Linked DNA regions of Homo sapiens: region 1 is linked to region 2. Evidence: chromatin contacts called from ENCODE Hi-C or POLR2A ChIA-PET data. All regions are on one chromosome and are shown on one strand. The core of a region is the stretch at or near the end of the contact, and the rest is flanking DNA. Distances in the headings are between cores, read along the strand shown. Region 1 holds the start of MIR762HG (MIR762 host gene). Region 2 holds the start of ZNF843 (zinc finger protein 843).

The links. A loop is a pair of places that touch in the nucleus more often than their neighbours do. ChIA-PET counts read pairs that join two places held with the same protein, here RNA polymerase II (POLR2A). Pooled maps may share reads with other maps.
Region 1: a pooled map shows a loop between it and region 2 (3-fold over the local background). The contact joins the promoter of MIR762HG here to the promoter of ZNF843 in region 2. A Hi-C loop is called at or near these places in 3 of 37 single-sample maps with no recorded cell type and 12 of 50 pooled maps. POLR2A ChIA-PET finds 5 or more read pairs at or near these places in 4 of 52 experiments (CD4-positive, alpha-beta memory T cell, GM12878, HEK293 and 1 more).

The regions. Positions count from the first base shown.
Region 1 is chr16:30,873,477-30,878,021 of GRCh38, reverse strand. It overlaps MIR762HG (MIR762 host gene), which reads right to left and starts at 2,562. Exons shown (of 3, transcript NR_110942.1): 1 at 2,536-2,562; 2 at 1,904-1,992. MIR4519 (microRNA 4519) reads left to right here and starts at 2,699; the gene lies at 2,699-2,756. It also overlaps a transcript of BCL7C not described here. RefSeq lists a silencer at 1,790-1,849 and enhancers at 2,170-2,219, 2,250-2,459, 1,769-2,523, 2,730-2,989, 2,524-3,278 and 1 more.
Region 2 is chr16:31,439,587-31,444,345 of GRCh38, reverse strand. ZNF843 (zinc finger protein 843) reads left to right here and starts at 1,557. Exons shown (of 2, transcript NM_001136509.3): 1 at 1,557-1,710. RefSeq lists a silencer at 1,541-1,750 and an enhancer at 1,135-1,930.

The DNA.
Region 1 (4,545 bases), core at 1,313-3,812, 570 kb after region 2:
TGTATTTTTAGTAGAGATGGGGTTTCACCATGTTGTCCAGGCTGGTCTCGAACTCCTGACCTCAGGTGATCCACCCGCCTTGGCCTCCCAAAGTGCTGAGATTACAGGCATCAGCCACTGCGCCCGGCCAAGGGCCCTGGGATTTTTACAAGCTCCTCAGGTGATGCTAACATGCTGCAAAGCTTGGAGCTGTGAGCCTGTGAATGTGATTTGTTTGGCTTACATGGTGTTGAACATGTTGGCAACATTAAAATCAAGTGATTTCATATAAAAATCTGGACTAGGCTGGGCGCGGTGGCTCACGCCTGTAATCCCAGCACTTTGGGAGGCCGAGGCGGGTGGATCACGAGGTCAGGAGATCGAGACCATCCTGGCTAACACGGTGAAACCCCATCTCTACTAAAAATACAACAAATTAGCTGGGCGCGGTGGCGGGTGCCTGTAGTCCCAGCTACTCGGGAGGCTGAGGCAGGAGAATGGCCTGAACCCAGGAGGCGGAGCTTGCAGTGAGCCGAGATAGTGCCACTGCACTCGGGCCTGGTGAAAGAGCGAGACTCCGTCTCAAAAAAAAAAAAAAAATCTGGACTCAGGCCGGGTGACGTGCCTCACACTGTAACCCCAGCACTTTGGGAGGCTGAGGCAGGAGGACTGCTTGAGCCTAGGAGTTGAGGCTACAGTGAGCTATGTGTTGCTACCCTTCAACCTGCGCGACAGAGCAAGATCCTGTCTCTACCAAAAATAAAAAAAGAAATCTGGACTCCAGCTACCCTTGAAAGCAGATATTCTGAGATACTGAGTTTGCCTCCTGGAGTGGTCATGGGGCGGAGGTTGGTGGGGTAGGGGGGTAGGGGGTGCAGAACACTGACTGCCCTGGGGGCGGAGTCTCTGCCCTTCAGTCCCCGCAATCCCTACCGCTCCCTGGTGTTCCACTCTCCTCCTTGCTGTTCACTTGCATGGCCTCCAGGCTAATGGCTGAGTTTTGCGGCCAGGCATTTCAGGCCTCCCAGCCTTGGCCTCTGCTCACCTTCTCCACCTCCTCACTCCCTGCTCTAGTCATCTTCATCTCATGTCCTGCCCTCCAGCCACATGGGCTTCTTGGTCCCTTCCACACCTGTTTTTGCCCATGGAGTTCTCCCACCAAGTTCCTTATGGTAGAAAAGCCCCTGCTGGATTTGGCCCCTGCCCACCTCTCCTGCCCCTTTCCCCAAGCTTTCTTCCAACTCATGCATAGAACTTCTACCACAAGGAAGCTGGCCAGGCTGTTAGCACTCCCGTTCCCTCTGTCTGTGAAGCCCTTTCCTTCCCTCCACCCTCCCCTTCTCTCTCTTATCTCAGGCTTTGGGTTTGATTTCACCTCCTCCAAGGTTCCCTGACCTTCAAACTAGGTCAGGTCCCTGGTTAGTCACTATACTTCCTCTTTCTCACCTCCTTCATCTCACTTCCCCTGCTAGAATAAGGCCACATCTGTCTCATAATCTCTGTCTTCCTAGGGCCTAGTGTGGTGCCTGGCATACAGTAGGTGCTCATTAATGATAAATGAATGAAAGCAAGCACATCTCCCTTTCTCTACTGGCAAAATCCTAATCCTTTTCTGGTTACATTTCTCCTGTAGCATCCAATTCTGTTCTCGAGACCCAAAAGATCCCTGAGGTCCTGTGATCAATGGAGTTTTAGCTCAGGTCCATTTCACAGTGGGCCCAGGGGATCCCCAGATTCATCCGTGGTTATTTCCCCAGGCACAGAGTGAGTGCACTGGTGGCACAGGCATACCCAGCAAGTGGCATAATCCCCCCCATTAGTTAACTGGGTGTCGCTGTGCATGGCTGTGAAGGCAGGGATGCACCTGGCTGGTGACCCCAGAACCCCTCCGGGTACGGCACAAGGGCAGAGCCCAAGAACTTACTTTCTGTCCTCTTGCATTTGCCTGTGGATTTGCAGTTGGTAATGGCGTTCTTGCCCGGCCCTCCTTTGTTCCTCCAGGCAGCCAGGCAGCTGTGGCGTAGTGAAAGGGCAGGATGCGGGATAGGAATGGAGTTATTCCTGATTCAGACTGATTTGCTCTAACTGTGATTTGGGGCAAGTCCCTTCCCCTGTCTAGACCTTAGCTGGCTGCCGCATCTAAAAAATGGAGCCAATAATCTTTTCCTCGTCTTTGGGGTCATCCATCTTTCAACCACATCAGGAGCAGCGGGAACCAAGTGCAGAGGATGGCCTTAAAAGCAGTATGGGAACCAAATTTTTGTAAAGTAAATATTTTCAACCTTTATATTTTGGAATCACCAGCGGTATTTATTACGTGCACTCTAGGAAATGGAGGCAATGCAATGCCAAAAACAGAAAGTAAAACTGCTGTCCTGTGCCGCGGCCCGGTGGAGGTTTTAATGTCTGTATCTTAAGATCTGGTGAGGGCACGGGTAGGTGCGGCTGGACTGAGTGAAACCAGCCCCGCTGGGCGCCTGGGCCCTTGTCTCAGGGCTGTGCTCGCAGTGGAGGCATCTGCAGCTCGGCACCCAGAGGCCCCGCGACCCTTCCAACCTTTGTGACGCTCCGCGGAGACAAAGGCCGGCGGCGCAGCCTTGGGAAGGGTTAAGGCCACAGACGCAGCCCTGCGCGTGCTAGAGCGGCCGGTGGCGGACTTCCGGTTGGGGCGCGGGCGCGCGCCGCGTGTTCCCGACCCGCCGAGGCTGAGACCTCGGGCAACCTCAGCAGTGCGCAGGGCTGCACTGTCTCCGTCTGCGGCCTGCAGTAAGCGGGTAGGGGATATGTCGCGTGGCCTCGCCTGGTCTGCGGCGGGAAACTCGCATCTAGGCCAGACCCTCCCGCAGGGTCCGCACTCGCGATCTGGGCTGTGGGCAGCATCGTGGCCCCTCGGGGCGTTATAGGGGCGTGAGGATCCCGGGCGAGCTGGGGGCGGGCGGCTTCTTCAGCTCCCTTGCGCCATGGAACCCACTGTATGCCCGTTATGCAGTCAGGAAAGATGAGGCCGGGAAGGAGGGCGTTACGCTGCAACCCCGGAGACCAGCTGTCCCTCGCGTTGCCGCAGTCGGCAGAGGCGTGGCCGGAGCCATTCCCGGTCTCCAGTGCGGCTGCAAGAGCGGGCGCCCGAGGGCGTTCTGCTCCGGGCCTCCACCCGCGAGCTGACCGTGTCAGGCGCGCCACACACGGCGCTTCTCATTCTCTCTCCACCTCGCGAGGCAGAAGCTGCCGTTCCCGTGTCACAGACAGAAAAACAGTCTGGGGTGATTTATCCGGAGTCAAGACTCAGGTCTGTGGCTCAGTCGGGAAGGATAGAAACCCAAGCTTCCTCCGAATGGTTCAGAGACCCGACCAAGTTAAATAATAATGGCCCTGGCTCAGGGGTCTTTAAGTCTTCCCCCCGCCCTCCCCTTTTGTTTTTGTTTTGTTTTGAGACCGCCTCACTGTCCCCCAGGCTGGAGTGCAGCGGTGCGATCTCCGCTCACTGCAGCTTCGACCTCCCGAGGGCTCAGGTGATCCTCCCACCTCAACCTCAGGAGTGTCTGGGACTACAAACACGCGCCACCACGCCCGGCTAATTTTTCTGTTTTTTGTAGAGTCAGGATCTCGCTATGTTGTCCAGGCTGGTCTGGAACTCCTGGGCTCAAGCGATCCTCCTGCCTCGGCCTCTGAAAGTGCTGGGATTACAGGCATGAGCCACCGCACCTGGCTACCCTTTAATTAACTCAAGGAGTTTAATAATTGAATTTAGGCTGGGCTCAGTGGCTCACGCCTGTAATCCTAGCACTTTAAGAGGCCACGTCGGGCAGATCACTTGAGGTCAGGAGTTCAAGACCAGTCTGGCCAACATGGTGAAACCCTGTCTCTACTAAAAATACAAAAATTAGACGGATGTGGTGCCACACACCTGTAATCCCAGCTACTCGGGAGGCTGAGGCAGGAGAATCCCTTGAACCCGGGAGGCAGAGGTTGCAGTGAGCCAAGATCGCACCACTGCACTCTAGCCTGGGCCACAGAGCAAGAATCTGTCTCAAAAAAAAAAAAAAAGGTTTGACACCTATACCTTCCTCTGTGTGTGTGTGTGTGTGTGTATACATATATCTATATATATATGTATATAGAGAGAGGAGGAAAAATTATATAATTTTTCTATATGTGTGTGTGTGTATATATATCTGTACAATTTTTTTTTTTTTTGAGACAGTGTAGCTCTGTGGCCCAGGATGGAGTGCAGGGACTCGATCTCGGCTCACTGCAACCTCCGCCTCCCAGGTTCAAGCGATTCTCCTGCCTCAGCCTCCCGAGTAGCTGGGATTACAGGCTGCTGCTACCATGCCTGGGTAATTTTTGTATTTTTAGTAGAGACAGGGTTTTGCTATGTTGCCCAGGCTGGTCTGGAACTCCTGAGCTCAAAAGTGATCTGCCTGCCCCAGCCTCCCCAAATGCTGGGATTACAGGTCTGAGCCATCACACCCGGCCCATATATACGTATTTTAAAATAACACCTTTACTGAGAGAGATGACTCACACACCATACAACTCACCCATTTAAAGTGTACAGTTCAATGA
Region 2 (4,759 bases), core at 308-2,807:
AAGGGTGTGAACACCAGGAGTAGGATCACTGGGAACTATCTCAGCAGATGGCTGCCATAGCCACCAACTGACTAACATTCACTGAACACTCACCATGTGCCAGACATTGTGCTAAGCTCTTCACTTGGCTTATCTCCTTGAATCTTCCCAGCAACCTTATGAGGTAAGTAGGTGCTGTTATTATTGCCATGTTACAGATGAAGAAATTGAGATACAGAGATTAGATTCACCAAACTGCCCAAACTCCCACAGCTATTAACTGGTGGAACCAGGAATCAAACTCAGTAGGGTGTGCATATAATATACTTTGGGTGGTGGTGGTTGTTGTTGTTGTTGTTGTTGTTGTTGTTGTTGTTGTTGTTTTGAGACAGGGTTTCACTCTTTCACCCAGGCTGGAGTGCAGTGGCATGATCTGCAACCTCTGCAACACTGCAACCTCTGCCTCCTGGGTTCAAGCGATTCTCCTGCCTCAGTCTCCTAAGTAGCTGGGATTACAGGTGTGCACCACCATACCCGGCTAATTTTTGTATTTTTAGTAGAATAATTTTTGTATTTTTAGTTTCACCATGTTGGCCAGGCTGGTCTCGAACTCCTGACCTCAACTGATCCACTACCCTTGCCCTCCCAAAGTGCTGGGATTACAGGCGTGAGCCACCGCGTCTAGCTTTTTTTTTTTTTTTTTTTTTTTTTAAGAGACATGGTCTTGCTCTGTTGCCCAGGCTGGAGTGCAGAGGTGTCACCATAGCTCACTGCACCTTCAACCTCCTGGGCTCAAGTGATCCTCCCACTTAAGCATCCTGAGTAGCTGGGACCACAGGCGCCCACCACCAAGTCCGGCTAAATTTTAATTTTTTTTTGTAGAGATGGGGGTCTCGCTTTGTTGCCCAGGCTGATCCCTAACTCCTGGCCTCAAGCAGTCCTCCCGCCTTGGCCTCCCAAAGTGTTGGGATTACAGGCGTGAGCCACTGCGCTCAGTCTGTGTATCCTGATTACTAAATTTTGGGGTGTCTCCTTAAATTCTGTGCCAGAAGCCAGTGCCTCACTCGCCCTACCCTAATTCCACCCATCCCGGTGACCCAATGTCCCCGTTCAACCTGCACCATGGCGCTTCCCAGCCCCGCTCCTAGCGCCTCCTCCCGCCCCTAGGGGTCGCCGTCGCGCCGTCATTCCCTTCCTTCGATGCCCGGGCGAGACGCGCAAAAGGTGGGAGGAGGAGAGGCCCGCGTGTGTGCATGCGCATGGCGCGGACTCCCTCATCCTGGTCAGGGAGTGGAGGGGTTGGGTCTCAGGCAGCTGTTAGCGGAGTCCTCAGTGTCTCGGTCGTTTCTCCCTGTCTTGGTGAGGGCCAGGGGACAGGTCGGGGCAGTATTTGGGGGAAGCGAGAGGCAAGCAGGGCGGGCTGGATACGGAGCGCCCTATGACTGAGGTTAGGGAGGACGCCCGAGACCCCCGGCATCCTAGTCCTGGGCCGTGGGCTCCGGACGCCGGGCCAGGACGCCTCCAGCTCCCAGGGTCCCTTGCGGGGACCATGTTTCCCCACAGGCCCCGCGGCTGCCGGGTCCTCGCCACGTCCCCTTCCCGGAGCTACGCGCCCGGCTGGGTTCCGATCCGCCGTGTCTCTCGGGGGCGGCTCGCGGGGCAGGGGCGCTCCCGGCTCGGCCGCACGCCCAAGTGTCATGCGGGAGGTACGCGGGCACGGGACCTCACCGGGTAAGAGCGAGCGAAGGGGCCGGGCGCGGTGGCTCACGCCCGTAATCCCAGCACTTTGGGAGGCCGAGGCGGGCGGATCACGAGGTCAGGAGTTCGAGACCAGCGTGGCCAATATAGTGAAATCCCTTCTCTACTAAAAATGCAAAAATTAGCCGGGCGTGGTGGCGGACGCCTGTGGTCCCAGCTACTCGGGAGGCTGAGGCAGGAGAATCGCTTGAACCCGGGAGGCAGGGGTTGCAATGAGCCGAGATCTCGCCACTGCACTCCAGCCTGGGGAACACAGCGAGACTCCGTCTCAAAAATAAATAAATAAATAAATAAATAAATAAATAAAATCGAGCGAAGGGCCGCAGCCCGGGCCCACCGCCTCCACCTGAACACGCGCCTCCGCCGAGCCCCTCGACCCCGCGCCAGGCGAGGCTTGGTGGGGCGTTCCGTGGACCCCACACGCACGTCGGTGTTATCAGGAGGGAAGGGGCGGGCCAACACCTCCACCGCCTTTGCGGCCGGCCGTCCACCCTCCATTCTCCTGCTGGAGCCGTTTCCCAGCGATTCTCCGGCAGTGCTGGCTGCAGCACACCCGGCCCGCCTTAAAATCTCAGCCGCCTCCCCCGTCCCGGAGTCCTCCCCTGGGTTCTGTCCTTAACTGCATCACCGACCCCACATACACACAGGCATGAACACCCATCTTTTCACACGCCCCGTTTGCTTTCTCAGAACTTAGCAGATACTCTTAAGCTGAGAGGGTTTGGTGAGGTTAAAATTTATCTTGTGACATTGAGTCCAGCAGTTCAGAGCCTTGAACACCTCAGTACATGGCCTTGACCTTAGTTTATTACTTCTGTATTCTGCCGGGCGCTGCGGCTCACGTCTGTAATCCCAGCACTTCGGGAAGCCAAGGCGGGAGGATCGCTTGAGCCCAAGAGTTGGAGAGTAGCGTAGGCAACAATGAGATCCTGTCTACACTAATTATTTAAAAAAAAAAAATTAGCCAGGTGTGGTGGTGCACACCTGTGATCCCAGCTACTCAGGAGGCTGAGGGAGGACCGCTTGAGCCCAGGAGGTCGAGGCTGCAGTGAGCCATGATGGTGCCACTGCACTCCAGCCTGGATGATAGAGGGAGAGCCTGTCTCTAATACTAATAATAATCAATAATAATACTGTACGGTGTGCCCATTACTCAGGAGGCACTGTAGTAGAAGGATAAGCTGTGGCGGTAACTGAGGATAAACAGATAACCATTTAGCTAAAAAGGTTCTTAACCTTGGCTGTATGTTGTTACTCCTGGGTGCAGCACAGGCAAAATAATTTTGAAAGCTCCCAGGTAATCCTAATGTGCAGCTAGCACTGAGAACCACTGCTTTAACCCCTGAGGAAGGTAGGTAGGGCCTAGGGTGGCCCGAAGCACTGGGCCGGGCACCTTCAGTAGGGAGCAATCTCAACCCTTTATCCCTGTGAGTTACTCATATTGTAACATTTTCTGTGGGTTCCATGCTGTGAAAACAGTAAGCACTGCCCTACAGTAACAAGCATGCTTGACAGCCCTTGTGTCAGATCATCCATTGGAAGAGAGGGGAATCAAATCACAAAAGGCCAACTGGAAAACACACTCATCTAGGGAAGAGATTAGGAAAGCCTGGGCAAGGCTGATGACAGGGAATGTAAGAGAGGAGTTATAGTCACAGGAAGAATGTTGAGTGATAGTAGAAAACTAGATGGAAATTTCTGGCAGCCTGTGGTACTTTTAATTGGCACAAGGACTGATTTCGGTAACAGGTCCCCCTGACTCCCAAAGGAGAGCTGCGGGAATTGCTGTGGTCTTCCTAGGGCCCTCAAGACCATGAATGGGCTGGAGTCTGGACCAGTCTCAGGCACTAGCAAATTGGACAGTAGCTCATTCATACTGGTATAAGAGCTGCTGCTTTATCGAGGCCAGAGGCCCTTTCTTATATGGGGCAGCAGCTGCGCTCCTGGGAATGATTCCTACATAAAAGATTCCACATGGAAAAAAAATAAGCTCTGTGCATTCCATGAAGATGCTCATTACAGCATTATCTCTACTAATGATCTATTCCAATAATAAAGGAAATGAATACAATATAATATGGTATTTCAAACAAAGCCATTAAAATAGATCATTATGAAAGAATGTGAATGAATGAGAAATGTTCATAAGTTAAAAAAATGCTTATTTTTCAGAGAGCAAAATTAGACTCGTCTGTTGCTTGGAATGGCTTCCTCTTGCTCTGTGTCTAAACTATGATTATGGAGTAGTTAAAATGCATATGCATGTTGGCAAAGCCTGAATAAAATATGCAAACGTGAAAATATTTTTTGTAGAGGAGATGAAATTATGGAGGAAGGAGTGTGTCTATTTCAAAATTGTCCTAATGAGAAGTATTGTGGCATAGTAGTTCAGAGGAAGCTCCCTGGAGCCAAAAATTTTTTTACCGTATATATGGCTTTTCTAAATTACTTAAACTTTCTATGCCTCAGTTTCTTCATCTATAAAATGGGGTAATCGTTAGTATCTTGGAGAGTTGTTGTGAGGTCTAACCAATATGTGGAAACTCTTAGAATAGTACCTGGCATGTAGTAAGTACACTGTAAGTCCTGGCTATTTCAACTCCGTATTATTTATAGCTTAATAAAATATTTTAAAGATAGTTGGCCAGTCAGCACTGATACTCCTGTCTACCTGTGTTACATCTCAGAAGAGGCTTAGCCTATCTGTGCTGACACTTACTGAAGTATAAGTTATATATAAAACACACCCACTTTAAGTGTACAGGTTGCTGGTTTTTGGTGAATGTGTACACGGGCATAACCATCATCACATTCAGGGTGCAGAACTTTGCCGTCACCCTCTCATGCCCCGTGCAGTCAGCTGCTCTCTCCCTGACCCAGCCCCAGAGAACCACTGGTCTACTTTCTGCCCCTATGAGTAAGTTTTGCTTTTTGTAGAAATGGAATTTCACAGAAATTGAATCATATAGTATGTATTCTCTTGTGTCTGGCTTCTCTGGTTTAACATAATTTTGAGATTCAT